2 separate regions of the Mus musculus genome follow, and region 2 is linked to region 1. A link is a loop called in an ENCODE intact Hi-C map of the cell type or tissue named here. Cell type or tissue: left cerebral cortex. All regions are shown on one strand.

Region 1 (8,000 bases):
GAGGACTATAACAAATTATCAATAAACACCACAGGCTAGGAAGAGGCAAGAAAGAGTTCTTCTCTATGGCAGCATGGCTCTGCTGATGCCTTGACTTAATATAGTACTTTCATTTTCAAGTCTTTAAAACTGTAAGAAGATCTATTTCTTTGAGCTAAGTCACCCAGTTAGTGTAAATATGACACAACAGCTTAAGGAAATAAATACAGGGACATTGCTTTCAAGCTTTTGCTGTTTTAAGACAAGGTTTCATGTAGTCCAGGCTAGCCTCAAACTCTTGATCCTCTTGTCTCCACCTTCCAAGAGACTGGGTTATAAATGTGAACCTCAACACGTTTATTTTTGTGCCCATGCACACATGCTCATAACAGGCCAGGGGAAACGGTGATGTGTTTTCTGCAGCTCTCTCTTGAGATGGGGCTTCTCTCACTGAACCTGAAGCTAGCTCTCTGAACCTAGCTGGTATGACAGCAACCTTACAGGATCTGCCTATCTCTGCTAAGGGTACAGGTATGCATGGCTATGATGGTTTCTTTATATGGGTGTTGTTTTGTTTCCAGACAGGGTTTTTCTGTAGCTCTGGCTATCTTAGAACTTGATCTGAAGACCAGGCTAGCATGGAACTCAGAGGTCTGCCTGCCCCTGCCTCCCCAGTGCTGGAACTAAAGGCCTGGGCCGAGACCACCTGGCTGATGCTGGTGTCTGAAGTCAGGTCTAATGCTTGCACAGCAAGACATTACTAAATCATTTCCTCAGCCTCTCCAGGTCTAATGCTTGCACAGCAAGACTTTACTAAATCATTTCCTCAGCCTCTTATATTTTATCTTCTCTACAGGCCCAAGATCACACATCATTTCCAAACACTACGGAAATAAAGACACTTACCAAACTAGATGCAAGACGTAGTAAATGTGAGGTTCCCAAGTTGTTGGAGTCCTCATATCTACTGCCTGCTTTAACGAACAAGCCGATTCTTGACAGAGGAGCATAGTTTTCCAGAGAAGCAATCACCAAACCATTTGGTAATTTGGTAAACTGTAGTTAAGATAGAATGGAGATGTGACCAATGCCTGTCTTTAATCAAGGAGTTTAAGTAAATTGGATGTGGGTTCCATCGAGCTGCTCAGTGGGACTAACCTCAAGATCCTGAGGCTGCAGAGGCACTCCTCCAGGGGCTGCTGAAGTTTTAACCTTCGGGGCAACTTTGAGGGAATAAAATCTCTAAAAAACAAAACAAAACAAAAGAAACAAAATAGTAACAAAAGCCCCCAAAGTCAGGTTATGTGTGCTCATAGGAAGAGTCCATTACATGTAAAAGGAAGGCATCAGCACTCCCACTCAACACAGTGGTTTCAGGTAACTCTCTACCCTCATGGGACGTTCTGACAAGTAACTCCTTCATAAGTTTCTTAGTCATTCGCTCTACCCAAGCCATTTTTTCCCCTGTAGATAGCTTTTCTTTTCTTTTCTCCCCTCCCTTTTTGAAAAAAAAGTTTGCACCATAGCCCAGGATGACCTTAAGCTCAGGATTCCTCTGGGACTAAGGTTTATACCACATGCCTGGCCTGAAGCATTCTTAAACCTGTGCTGATTTGTGATTTATACAGAATAATGAGTTCTCTATGAGCTTGGAAAAATACCTATTTTGTTGCTTTTAATTATTTTATTAAAATGTCAAGCGTTCCTTCTAGTAGTGATGATTTCAAAGTTTCTGGACAGTTGGATTGTTAACACTTCATAACAGATTTCAGCATTCCTGTTTCCTCCATTTGTCAGTCTTTCATTTATTTTTACTAAAATCACCTTCATCTCCTTGGTCACTTTAAGGATCGTTTCCCAGTGCCCTTAATGTCTGCACTACAGTTTCACCCTTTCAGGTGCTGTACTAGGCATATTCAACCAAGAAAGGGTCTTAGCTTTATTGAACAAATATCTACACAATCCTAAAATCAACAACAAATTCTCAGCATAATATGTAATAACTTGGATGATGGATCTAAATGCACTGACTTTACACACACATATACACACACACACATACACACACACACACATTATACACAATGGTATAAAGCTATTAAGATATTCCAATTATGTCTAGGGTTCACAGGATTACTAATGGACATGCAAGCAAATACACTTTCATGATGCTAAGATCCACTAAACATGTTGTCAAGTGTACCTGTAAAGTTCTATAATGCTCCTACTCGGCACTGCCCAGACTGCTGTATGCTGAACACTCAGTCAGTGCTGGGCTAATCTGGCTGCTGGTTTTCACCTGTTCATGGAATTACTACTTTATCCCTTCAGTCCTGCTTGTAAATTATGAATATAATTAACTGTGTCATTTTCATTTTAGTTTGCTGGATAAGGTATATGCAGCCACTTGTGATTTTTAGCTGTGAATTTTTAGCTGTGCCCAAGATGTAATTCCTGTAACATCCAAGTGTAACAGTCCACATATGAATAATCCACACTTCCACTTCTGTGCTTTTGGGTAGTGAAGTTTAAAATCTCCTGCTTCTTTTGGGTTCCTTTCAGGAAAGACTTAGATACAATTTCTACTTTGTTTTAATAACACATGGAAAGTCCTGCTCTCTAAGGACTGCTAGCAATTGGTCTGTCTAGGCACAAGGAATACAACTGCAGCCTAAATTTGTACAACACATATATGTAAGTATAAAGCACAAGGAAACACTATGCCCAGGCCTGGTGTATCACTGTCTAGTCGTCTCTCAACACAGACACTCCTGGCATTTCCGCGTTGTAACTGTGCTGTAGGGGCTGCTGTTGTATGGTTGGATGTCTAGCTGCACCGCTGACCTCTAGATGCTAGAAGCACTCTCTCAACAGGTGGTTACGAATAAAAAGCTCCGCATGTGACCGGCTAGTAGGGGCAAATTAGCCCTTGTTGAAGTTTAAATGCTCCCATTCTCATCTCTTGAAAACCACGATTCCAGCGTGATAACGTGCTGACACACATGAGGTACTCCTCTCCTCACCGCAAGTGACAACTACATATTTTAGGGCTAGTCTTGAAGAAAGATCAAGAGCCCCTCCTGGAGGAAGCCTTTAAATGGGACCCCGAGAAAACGAGCATCTTAAGGAATGCGGGGACTGAGTACTGACAGGAACGAAGGTGCCGGCACTGAGATAAGCAGCGCACCGCGTTTGTGAATTTAATAAACTCGCACGCATTGGGGAAACCGACGCCTCGGGATCAACCCAGGGGCAGAGGTCGTAGGTAGGGGAAGCAGGCGGCCCGGGTGGCGTTGGCCTACACCCTACCTGCTTCTCGAGTGACCTTCAGGAATCTCCCGAGAGCCGCTTCTCCGCCACTCTCCAGGCCACCCTCCTCTTCCGCTTTCCCCGCGTTAGCTCTCGGCTGCTCACAGGACCCGCCGAGCCTCCCAGGCCTCGGCTCGCTGGCAGCCCCCTTCTCCGCGGGGTTTACCTGAAGGGCAGACCCAGGCCTGAGGCCAAGGCCGCACACTCCGCACCCAGCTCCTGAGTGGCCGACAAGCGTCCCCAGCCCTGCCCCACGCACGTCCCATGCTCACCGAGAAGGACCCGGCCCTGCTGAGGAGCTTCATGGCTCTAGCAGTTGCCCTTTCCCACGGTCACCGCTGCAGACAGCAAAGCAAGATGGGGTCGGAGGACCGAGTTTCCCGGTGTGCACTGCGAGCTTGCCCACGCCCCCTTGTACCGGCGGCCCTCTACGCATGCAGTGCTCTACTGCTCCGGTAGGCGGGACGAGCCCAGCTCCTGGGGAGAGGCTAGAGGTCTCCCGGACTAGATTGCAGCTTTTGTAGGTTATCCTTTCTGAGTTCTTTTTCTGCAAAAGACATGCAGCCTGTAATCCCAGCTGCGTCTGCAGCCGTCACAGTCACCCCAGCCGTCTTGGGCCTGCCCGTGAGTCCTCGCAAGTCCGGGAGTCGTCGGCACTCCCTGTTCCTCGGAGGTCGTCCCTCGCCACTTTTACTGTAGTCTTCCCGGTACCGCGAACTTGGTGACCGAGTTCACAGAAACTGGCAGGACGAATGTCTCGTCGAACAGATCGACACACTTGTAGGTCTCCTTGCCGCAAGGAGATCGTCACCAGCAAGGACTCAATCTCGTGAAATTTTCTCGCGCAAATTTGCGCGTGTGTGTATAATCAGGGACTTAATATAGTCTTCTATTGTACTTAAAAATGTTTAACTGTTGGTGATACAGACATATGGCACAAATCATTCGTGTGTTACACTATGATTGAGACTAATTCGGGAACCACTGCTTTCATGAAGCCGCATAGCTGCTTAAAAATGTTTTTGGTTACTTTTATTTTTTTTACAGTCCAGTCGTTGCCAGATTCCCGGTCCGCCCCTCCCACAGTTCCTCATCCCATTCCTCCTACCCCTTCTCTAAGAGGATGCCCCCGCCAGGCCTCAGTACTCCCTGGGGCCTCGTTTCTCAAGTTAGGTGCCTCTTCTCCCACTGAGGCCAGACCAGGTAGTCCTCTGCTGTATATATGTTGGGACCTCGGACTAGCTCATGTATGCTGCCTGGTTGGTGGCTCTGTGTCTGAGAGAACTCAGGGGTTCAGGTTAATTGAGACTGTTGTTGGTCTTGCTATGGGGTTGCCCTCCTCCTCCTCAGCTTCTTCCAGTCTTTCCCCTAATTCAACCGCAGGGGTCTCCGACTTCAGTCTAATGGTTGGGTGTAACTATCTGCTTCTGTCTCAGTCAGCTGCTTGTTGGGCCTCTCTGAGGGTAGTGTCAGTCCTTGGAGCCTCCCCTTGAGCTGGATCCAAATTTGGGCCTGCCACTGAACCTCTTTTCCTTCAGTCTGTTCTCCATTTTTGTCCCTGCAGTTCTTTTAGACAGGGACGATCTGGGTCAGAGTTTTTGATTGTGGGATGGCAACCCCATCCCTCCACTTGATGTCCTGCTTTTCTACTGGAGGTGGACTCTATAAGTTCCCTTTCCCCACTGTTGGGCATTTCATTTAAGGTCCCTCCCTTTGAGTTCTGAGAGTCTTTCACTTCCCAGGTCTCTGAGGGTCCCCCCATCTGAGGGGGGTGGTTTCTATTCTTTTCTGCTGGCTCTCAGAGCTTCACTCCTGATTCTCCCTTACCCCAATACCTGATCATGTTCCCCTTTTCCTCTCCCTGTCCCCTCTCCCACCCAGGTCCCTCCTTCTGCCCACCCCCTCCTAATGCTTTCTACCCCTCCCCCCCAAGTGGGATTGAGGACTTGGGTCTTTGGCTTGTTAACCTTCTTGAGTTCTGTATTCTGGGTATTTTGTACTTTTTTGGCTAATATCCACTTATTAGAGAATACATACCATGCATGTCCTTTTGGGTCTCAGTTACCTCACTCAGGATCATACTTTCTAGTTTCATCCATTAGCCTGCAAAACTCAGGATTGTCCTCATTCTTAATATCCGAGTAGTATTCCATTGTGTAAATGAACCACATTTCCTGTATCCATTCTGTCATGGGACATCTCAGTTGTTTCCAGCTTCTGGCTATCACAAATACGGATGCTATGAACATAGTGGAACAAGTGCCCCTGTGGCATGGCAGGGAATCTTTTGGATATATGCCCAAGAGTGGTATAGCTGGGTCTTTAGGTAAATCTGTTTCCAGTTTTCTGAGGAACCTTCAGATTGATTTCTGAGTCGTTGTACCAGTCTACAATCCCACCAGCAATGGTGGAGTGTTTCTCTCTCTCCACATCCTCACCAACATTCACCTGAAATTTTGATCTTAGCCATTAGGATTGGTGTAAGGTGGGATCTCATGGTCATTTTGATTTGCATTTCCCCGATGACTGAGGACTTAGAACAGTTCTTTAAGTGCTTCTTGGCAGCTTAAAAATGTTAAATGAATGCAATCACTGCCCCGAAATTCGTTGTACCCTGAGGATTCTCTCTAGTCATTGGAACCTCAACATGCCACAGTTCAGGCCAGCACATACCTTTATACCTGTTTATTAAGGCCCCTTTATTCTTAGCTTATAACATCATCTGTACAGGAAACTGACCCATATAGCCTAATTGGGAAATTGTCTGTTCAAATGTGGCAGACTTCATGATATCTGCTACAAGAATAAAAATTTCATCATGTTTTAGAACATTGCAGATTTGCCTGTTTGGTTTTAAATCCAAGGCATGAGCACCATCTTCTGGCCAGATAGACCACTTGCCATGTGTCAGGCCTACACAACACTAACTGCTGCTTATATGGAGGTCTCTGCCGTAAAACTCAACACTATTGCAGATGAATATGGAGTCCTTGAAATTGTTTCAAGATAGAATTTGAAGACCCTGACCTTTATGGTTGAGTTCTCTTGAGACCTTTGTCTTTTATTCTGGTAGATTTTCACTGGAATCATTCTAAACTATCAGACAAGTTCAATTCATATTGCAAGGAGAGATCGGTTTTCTTTTTTGCTGACAGATCTATAGACAAAGCACCTTTCATTAATTCTTTGATTTTTTTCTATTTTATGGATTTCAGTCCTGATTTGATTATTTCATCCCATCTACTCATTCTGGGTGTTATTTCCTTTTCTAGAGCTTTCAGGTGTGGCATTCCATTGCTAATGTGAGATTTCTCCATTCCTATTATGGAGGCACTTAGTGCGGTGAACTTGTCTCTTAAAAACAACTGCCTTCCTGTGTCCCGTAGGTTTGGCTATGCATGTGTTCATTTTAATCCAACTATAAAAGGTTTTTTTATTTTTTTCTTGACCCAGTTTTCATTCAGTAGTGAGTTGTTCAGTTTCCATGAGTTTGTAACCTTTCTGATGTTTCTGTTGTTGATATTCATTTATTGTTTAATCTGGGGTGGTCAGATAGGTTTTAGGGTATTACTTCAACTTTCATGTGTCTCTTGAGACTTGCTTATGTCCAACTATGTAGTCAATTTTGAAGAAAGTTCCATGAGCTGCTGAGAAAGAAGGTATGTTCTTTTGTGTTTGAATAAAATATTCTGTAAATATGTTAGGTCCATTTGGTTTATGACATCAGTTAACTGCATCCTTTCTCTGTTTAGTTTTTGCCTGGATGCCCTGTCTATTAGTGAGACTCAGGTATTGAAGTCACCTTGTATCACTGTGAGGGCCAATATATGATTTTAACTGTAATAGGGTTTTAAAATCAGCTTTGGGGCCCTGGCTTTTGGTGCATAATGGTGGATTTTCCTTTGATGAGTAAGTATCCTTTTCCTGTCTCTTCTGATTAGTTTTGTGTTGAAGTCTATTTTGTCAGATACTAAAATGGCTACACTGGCTTGCTTCTTGGGTGCATTTGATTGGAGTAGCTTTCTGTATCCTTTTACCCTGAGGTAATATCTATCTTTGATGTTAATGTATGTTCCTTGTATGCAGCAGAAGGATAGATCCTGTTTTTCAAATTCCATCTGTTAGTCTGTGTATTGGGAATTGAGACTGTTGATACTGAGCGCTCTCACAGAGCAGTGTTTGTTGACTCCTCCTCCCTTTGACTTGCTGGTCTGGGATTATTTATTCCTGTGTTTTCTTAGGTGTGGTAACCTCTTCAGGTTGATGTTTCTTCTAGCATCTTCTATAGAGCTGAACTTGTAGATAGATACTGCTTAAATTTGGTTTTATCATGGAATTTTCTTCCTCCATTTACTGTCATTGAAAGTTTTGCTGGGTATAGTACTTTGGGCTGGCGTCTGTGATCTCTAAGAGTCTGTGTAGCCCATCTGTTCAGGCCCTTTTGCCTTTTAGAGTTTCCATTGAGAAGTCAGATGCTATTCTAATGGGTTTGCCTTTATATGTTACTTGGTCTTTTACCCTTGCAGCTTTTAATTTTTTTCTTTGTTCTGTACATTTAGTGTGTTTTATTATTATGTGTTGTGGGGAGTATGTAATTTTTTTTTTTTGTATTCTCTATGCTTCTTGAACCTTGATAGATATCCCTTAGACTCCTCAGACAGGATTTCTTTGTGTAACAACTCTGGCTGCCTGGAATTTGTTTTGTAGATCAA
Region 2 (8,000 bases), 910 kb after region 1:
GAGGAGCTAGAGAACAAGGAGCTAAAGGGATCTGCAACCCTATAGGTGGAACAACATTATGAACTAACCAGTACCCCGGAGCTCTTGACTCTAGCTGCATATGTATCAAAAGATGGCCTAGTCGGCCATCACTGGAAAGAGAGGCCCATTGGACACGCAAACTTTATATGCCCCAGTACAGGGGAACGCCAGGGCCAAAAAGGGGGAGTGGGTGGGTAGGGGAGTGGGGGTGGGTGGGTATGGGGGACTTTTGGTATAGCATTGGAAATGTAAATGAGCTAAATACCTAATAAAAAATGGAAAAAAAAAGAGCAAATTGCTTGAGCTATGGAAAACAAGCCAGAGAATAGTATTCCTCCATAGCCTTTGCCTCAGTTCCTGCTTCTAGGTTCTTGCACTGAATTCCCTTCTTAATGGACTATAAGCTGTAAATGAATACACCATTTCCTCCTCAAGTTACTTTTGACCATAGTTATTTTTCCTCCCACAGCACCAGAAAGCAAACTAAGCCAGCAACCAATAGCAGGCAATAGTTTGCAATGTTTGGGGATCTATGGCACCACACTGGCAAACAACTCCAAAGAGGTAATTCATTTCTGGACTGCATTCTATTTGTTATTCTCCCCTTGCACTGCTGCTTCGTTATAGGGTATAATTATAAGGTATAATTCTCTCCTGGTACTCTTGCCAGACCAACCTCCGGGGAAGAAAGGTTTGAGGATGAAGTATAACCAACAGGCCAATTATTCAACCAATCAACCCCATCTAATGAAAATCCAATTAAAACTCAGGAGTGCATTCTGCTTAGTGAGCACAGGATGCTCCTGGAGGATGAAGAAGCTGATTCCAGGAGGACATGATACCACAGCCCTGCATTTCAGGCCCTGAGAGGTCTTGCTCTATGTGGTTCTTTATTTGGATTTAAAAAAGAAAACCTTTGTAACAAAATTATAGTAATATCTAGAGCACTTTTTGGAGCCCTGTGAGTTGTTCTTTTGAGACTCAGCCAACTCTTGGTGAGATGGGTAGATGGCCTGGGAAACTTGTAGCCAGTGTGTAGTTGCAATCTTGTTGGGGAATGTGTCCTTAAAGCTGTGGAGACTAAAGCAATCACTAAACAGTGTAAGAACTGAGTTGTATTGCAGTATTCTAGTGACCAACTCACCTGTCTGAGCATTGTATAACCCTTTGTTCACTTACGCCATTACCTCATGTCAGCCATGGATGTTTTGCTGGTGTTTGTTCCCCATCATATCTGGACACAATGTGTGCATTGTTATTCCAGTTAGATTTTTTTTTTTGTTATTTTACTCTCTGATCTTTTTCAGTCTATTTGGTACAGAGCCTATCTAGGAACAATCCATGTATATAGTGATTTCCTTTCTCCTAGTGACCTCTATTTTTGTGATAGTACCACCTTCAAAAGAAGCTTGACATGGCTCCAGAGAAATGCTCTCAGGATGTAACTGGTGGTACTGAACTTGATGCTTGCATCTGTTAAAAGATCAACTAAAGTATGTAACTATTTTATTTTGTTAAGATTTCTTTTATTTTAAAATGTGTGTGTGTGTGTGTGTGATATGATGTCCACATAAGATGGGCTTGTGGAGGCCAGGGGGAGGGTACTGGAGACCCCCAGAGCTAGAGGTATAAGGGGTTGTGAGCCACCTGATTCCCGTGCTGGGGACTCAGGTCTTCTGCAAATGCTGTGCATGCTCTTAGCCACTGAGCCATCTCTCTGGCTCCAGTTTTAAAGTTTATGTGAGCTACCAGCACTTCCTGAATTGGGCCGGTTCACACGGCACGTTGTTAAGTCCTCCTCATATCGCCAAGGGATGTGAATGGAAGGGTTTTATCTGGCAAATATTAAACCAAGCAAAGAGATTATTTTCATGGTTGTTGTTCAACTCATTGCTTTATCGGGACTATCCCTCTTGAAGGCAGTGTACTCGCAAACCAGTGTACTTGGTTTAGGTCTTAAGTGCCTTCCAAGCACCATGTATTAAAGACTTATTATCTTTATGTGATGCTACTAGGAGAGTGTGGAACTGTTGAGAGCTGAGAGAAATTAAATCTTGTGGTACAACCCTGTAATTCAGGATTTCAAATGAAGCCCTATCTGGTGCACAGAACAAGTTCAGACCAATTTGGAGAACTAAGTTAGACTCTATTTATGAATAAAAGTTAAGAAAAGGATTGGGATATAGCTTAGTGGTCTGGCTTATGCCTTTGTCAGATCCCTAGTACTAAACAAAGAGGTAAGGCTTAGTGAGATGAAATTTGGCCACTGAGCATGTGACCGCATGGGACTAATAGAAACTCAGACCCCACCCTAAACTCTGTCTTACCTTCTGGACACCAGGAGATGAGAATCTTTCTTGTATTGGTTCTTGTCATAATGTATATTGTCTCACCCAGTCAGAAGCAATGGCATCAAGTGGCTTTGAATTGAGACCTCTAAACTCTGAGCTGAAACAAATCTTGTCTTATGTTAAGCTGGTTATCTGGAGTTTCTTGGGTCAGTAACAGAAAATGACAACATAACTAATGCAACCAGTTGGTTTCCTGTGATGGACTGAGTTTATTCTTAGTTTTCTCTGAAATTCCAAGTTCTAGGCTTCAGTTTTCCTATGTGGGGACCAGGGTGTTAGGCTTTCCACTTAATTACTATAAAACACTAGCTGAGATCTATCTATTCTATTCTCTATCTAAGATCTATACTATACTATCTAAGCTATACTAAGATCCAGGTAGGTATGTCACACTCTATCTTCCTTTTCTTTTGTTTTCTTTTCTTCTTCTTCTTTTTTTCTCTTTTCTTTTTGGTTTTTTTTTTTTTTTTTTTTTGAGACAGGGTTTCTCTGTATAGCCCTGGGTGTCCTGGAACTCACTTTGTAGACCAGGCTGGCCTTGAACTCAGAAATATGCCTGCCTCTGCCTCCCGAGTACTGGGATTAAAGCTGTGCGCCACCACACCTGGCCCTATTTTTCTTAAACGGTTATCTTTTCTTCTCCCCTATTACTTGGATGAAGTTTGTAGGTAAACCAAAAGAGAGCACCTTTCATGGTTCCCGGGCATTCCCATCAACCCAGGGTTGTCTGGGCCACCTTTCCACTGGGCACTGACATCAGCCTTTCTTTTCCTAATCAGGAACATCACTTCTCCAATTAACCCTACTGTCATGTGTGTTAGGGTTCTAAAATCCAAACCACCCAAGCAGGCACAAGGGTCCAGCAAAGCATGATCTTTATTTGAATTAGGCAGCAAGAACCAACCAGTCAGGGACAACAGCACAGACTTGGGAGCCTAGTGCATGTTCAAATGTCCATCTCAGTAAGGATGTAAACAGATGACAAAATGTACTCAGGGTGATACTGATGGATCAGGGACACAGGGGCTAAACTGCATCCCTAAACCAGGATGTTTCAGAGTGTTTAAGCCCATGTATATGTGTGTATATGAGCACACCTGGCTGTTAGAGGACAGTTGCCAAGTTGGCTTCCCTCTTTTCACCATGTGGGGTCCTGGGATCTTCAGACTTGGGAGCAAATGCTTTTTCCAGCTGAGTTGGCTTGTTGGTCCAGAAAGAGGTTTTTTTTAAATTCTTGAGTTACTTCTACAATCCATCACACATTGTGTGTGTGTGTGGATGAGATAATCTTTTTGGAACAAAACTGCTTTTGTCTCAATCGTTTTGTTCAGAAGCAAGAAATGTAACGTTCCTGTCAAAACCAGGGGTATGCAGAACATCTTACCAATTGGTCACTCTCACATGTTAGGACATCCGTGTCTAACAGAGGCAAGGAGAAAGAGATGAATACAGTAGCTCTAGTATTAATATAGACACATTTTACAACTTAGTGTTTAATGCTCTCACGGTGCCAGGGTCTGCCTTCACTGAGTCCCTTCTGTTCCTCATGGTAATATGGTAGACTCCAGTGACTCCTGAGAAACCTAATAAGGACAATAAATGTCATGTTCTGCTGATGGCACGACCTCCGTTCTTTAAACAGCGACTAGCACGATAAACCTTAACTTTAAAACAAACAAATATGAACGGGTAAATAAACCATTTCTTTGTGAGCACGTTTTACACTCTGCTGGAGTTCAAAATCTACGTTTACGTCCAGAGCCCACTTGGAAGCTGTTGTCACTTTATGCGAGGACTGGGCGGCACCGGAGCCACCGGAAGGCGGCGTGCAGGACCGCTTGGGCAAACTGTCGCGTACGTGTGACGCAATCACCCCGCGTCCGCGCAGACGAAGACGCCAAGGAACGTGGATAGTAGGAAGCATGGCGACCACCGCCCAGCAGTCCCCTCAGCCTGTTGCCGGAAAGCGCAAAGGCAAATCCCAGTTCCTGCCGGCCAAGCGGGCCCGACGCGGTGACGCAGGCGGCCCGCGGCAGCTGGAGCCCGGCCTGCAGGGCATCCTCATCACCTGCAACATGAACGAGCGCAAGTGCGTGGAGGAGGCCTACAGCCTGCTCAACGAGTACGGCGACGACATGTACGGGCCGGAAAAGGTACGAGCCTTGGGGAGAGCGAGCCGCCCGTGGGCTCTTCTGGGGTGCGGAGGCGGCAGTTGCTTCAAAGCGCCAGTACAGTGCTTGAATGACCCCGCTTACCTTCCCGCCCCTAAAGTGGCTACTATTGCGGTCATGTGCCTGGTGGGCGTGGGCCTCCGGGCTGGCTCTTTAGGCTTTCTTGACATCACTAACGACAGTGACTCCCACGTCTCGATTGCCTTCTGTGGACCAGGGAGTGTGCTAAAACCCGTTCGGATGTGTACCTCTCGCGTCAGTGCGAAGTTGCTACAAGCTAAGATCTGAGATAGTGAAAGGGATGCTATTTTCCAAGTGCCCTTGAAAATACATTTCAGATCTCATCCTATGGCGGTTTGGCAGCCCCAATATTATTTGGCTTAGATCCCGGATACACCTGCACACTCTGAAGTGTGGAGAAAGATAGTGTAGCAGGCCCCACTACTAGAGAGGAGGGGGGCAGAATAGGAATTTGTAAAGGCTCCTTCAGTGTACACAATTATTTTTATTACCTGATTGAAAATGACCTTGGTAGGACAGGACCCTGTCTATGCTGGTGCCTCGTGCAAGTTCCCTTTTTGTGGAGCCCCTTTTGTTTTTGACAGAAGACTTTGCTGGCTACCTCAGGTTGGCCTCAGCTCCCCAGGTGTAGGGATTGCAAGCACCGGCCACTGCTTTGTGTGCTCTCTTTCTTATAGTGGGAGTAAGGGATTTTATTTAGTTCTCTCATACATTTGGTTCTAATCCTATCACAGCCACATTGCCTGCCTGCCACTATCCAGATGGGTCTGAAAGCATTTTCAGATGACACATACCACACACAGGGAATTAATTTATTTATTTATTTATCTATCTATTATATGTAAGTACACTGTAGCTGTCTTCAGACACACCAGAAGAGGGCATCAGATCTCATTACGGGTGGTTGTGAGCCACCATGTGGTTGCTGGGATTTGAATTTCGGACCTTCGGAAGAGCAGTCGGGTGCTCTTACCCACTGAGCCATCTCACCAGCCCGGGGAATTTATTTCTTAATGTACATTTTGGAAGTTGTATTTTATTAATCTAATAAAGAAATTTATTTGTCAACATTGAGACCTCTGCCACTGGGGGTTTCACATAAGTAGTTAATTACAGCATTTGAACATGAGGTGTTCTGTAATTTTTGCCTGTTGGTTTTTATATAAACAGTTTATAGACAAGGACCAGCAGCCCTCTGGAAGTGAGGGAGAAGACGATGATGCAGAGGCTGCCTTGAAGAAAGAAGTTGGTGACATTAAGGCTTCTACAGAGAAGAGGCTGAGAAGATTCCAGTCAGTGGAGAGTGGAGCGAATAATGTAGTCTTCATCAGGACGCTTGGGATAGGTATGTCTGACTGACAGCCCTAAGATCATCAATCCCATAGTATCTGGGCATTTCTGTCTTAGCAGATGCTGCCTAGACAACGGCTCCCCAGGTATAGCTGTTAATTATTCTGTGGAACGTTTCCACATTCCATCAACAGTATATCAGTTTCCGAAGGTTTTGGAAAGGTTTTCAGATGACACATACCACACTCAGGGAATTTGCTTCTTACTCCACACTGTGGAAGGGGTGCCATTTTAGTTTCCTAACAATGTAGAGTGGTGGAGGGTGGTGAGCATTGGGTAAGGGTAGGGACCTGGCTGTGCTGCATCCTTCCTTTAGTAACTCAAGGCAGAGTGAAAGCGTGTATTCTGTCTCAAAAGAGCAGCTGCTACTTAGTTCCAGGTAGTTACCATTTAGGAATAGAGGGCCTGATCCACTTAAAACCTGGAAATAGAATTCCTTTGACTTTCAAATGTGGTCACTAATTTGGAAATATTAGCACTGTTGTCTTGGGCAGATGTGTTAGTTGGGAAGTAGCCAGTGAATCACCGTGTCACACGGTGCTCTGTGTGCTGGGATTCTTTCCCAACTGAGAGCTGGACTTCTGTACTCCTTAACTAATGAATTAGGGCTTTAAGTTACAGATTTTGTTTTTGTAAAAATATGCTGTGTAATGCTTGTTACTCTAATTTGTATTACAAGAAGACAACAGTAAGGTGTTGTGGTTTAAGTTTGATTCCGAGACTATCAACATTTATATTTGGTAGGATCTTGAGAAATACTAGATGGATGGAAAATAAAAACAAAAAAGTCTTGTTTTTTCTTTTCTTTTTTTTCTTGTGTTTCTTCTTTTTTTTTCCCCTTTTTCTCTTAGAACCTGAGAAATTAGTGCATCATATTCTCCAGGATATGTACAAAACCAAGAAAAAGAAGACAAGGGTTATTCTACGAATGCTGCCCATCTCAGGCACATGTAAAGCTTTTTTAGAAGATATGAAAAAATATGCAGAAACATTTCTGGAACCCTGGTTTAAAGCCCCAAACAAAGGGACATTTCAGATTGTATACAAATCTCGAAACAATAGCCATATGAATAGAGAAGAAGTTATTAAAGAGTTGGCAGGTAAGTTCTCTTAGTAATTTTATATAGCCTGCTCTGGTTTATGCTTAAAAATTTTTAAGTTTAGTACATTTTTTTCTTCACCACATGTATCAGATCTAAGTAATACTGATATGTGAGGTAGATCCTCTGGTAGAATTCTTTGCAAATCAAAATTGACTATTTGGGAAGATACAGTGGCCTGCCTATACCCATGGGTGATTGGTCATTAGATCTCCTAGGGATACCAAACCTGTGAGTGCTCAGGTAAGTCTTATATAATGTTGGCTGCCTTGGTATAGTGTTTGCATATAACCTGCACATGTTCTCTTATATATTTTATACTATCTCTGGATTACTTAGAATACTAAGTCTGGTGGAACTTCTGTGAAAGTAGTTAAGTTCTCTTATGTAGAGATAATGAGAATTAAAATCTGTCTGTTCTTGTTAAGCGGAGATACCATTTTCTTTCCTAAGTATATTGATTCACACTTAAATGGGTTTGTGCACGTGAGTGCAGTGCCCACAGAGGCCAGAAGAGGCCGTCAGAGCTAACAGGTGATTGTTAGCTTCTTAGCATGAATGCTGGGAACAGGTGGGTCTTGGGCAAGAGCAGTGCTTGCACATTGCCTCTGAGTCATCTCTCTACTCTGCCAACTGTTGTCTAATTAAATGCCTCAAGGTTTCACGCATACTTATTTATTAAAAGCATTAATAGAGCTGCGTATGCATGCCCTTGATCCCACGGTTGGGAAGCACAGGCAGGCTGATTGCTATGAATTCCAGGTCAGCCAGTGCTGCATAGGGACCCGGTCTTGAAATAAAACAAAAAAGTATTAATGGAATTTGATTGTCAGTCACAAAGAACAGTGAATTTTTATAAACACTGTTTTAACAAATCCTGTAAGGAATGAAAGCCTTGTGTGGCTCCATCAGGCTTAATGTTATCCTTCCTTCTTTCCTATTTTTGTTTCAGGAATAGTGGGCAGCCTCAATTCAGAAAACAAAGT

Evidence for each region. Hi-C counts contacts between places; a loop is a spot of excess contacts. Peaks named below come from ENCODE experiments on the same cell type or tissue, not always from the same donor. Only the 100,000 strongest peaks of a DNase experiment are listed, where the experiment ranks them.
Region 2: it touches region 1 in a loop (7-fold over the local background); 4 of 42 quality-filtered maps call a loop at or near these places.

The regions. Positions count from the first base shown.
Region 1 is chr7:120,630,883-120,638,882 of GRCm38, reverse strand. Uqcrc2 (ubiquinol cytochrome c reductase core protein 2) reads right to left here and starts at 3,694. Exons shown (of 14, transcript NM_025899.2): 1 at 3,561-3,694; 2 at 1,138-1,221; 3 at 886-1,035. The coding sequence starts at 3,593. In left cerebral cortex, CTCF peaks have their summits at 3,745 and 6,174 (motif pointing left); DNase peaks (open chromatin) are centred at 2,706, 3,672 and 6,175; H3K4me3 peaks cover 2,376 bases; H3K27ac peaks cover 1,253 bases.
Region 2 is chr7:119,717,036-119,725,035 of GRCm38, reverse strand. Thumpd1 (THUMP domain containing 1) reads left to right here and starts at 1,417. Exons shown (of 5, transcript NM_145585.3): 1 at 1,417-1,514; 2 at 4,132-4,525; 3 at 5,735-5,909; 4 at 6,766-7,014; 5 at 7,967-8,000. The coding sequence starts at 4,295. In left cerebral cortex, CTCF peaks have their summits at 4,191 and 5,581; DNase peaks (open chromatin) are centred at 4,243 and 4,644; H3K4me3 peaks cover 1,720 bases; H3K27ac peaks cover 1,699 bases.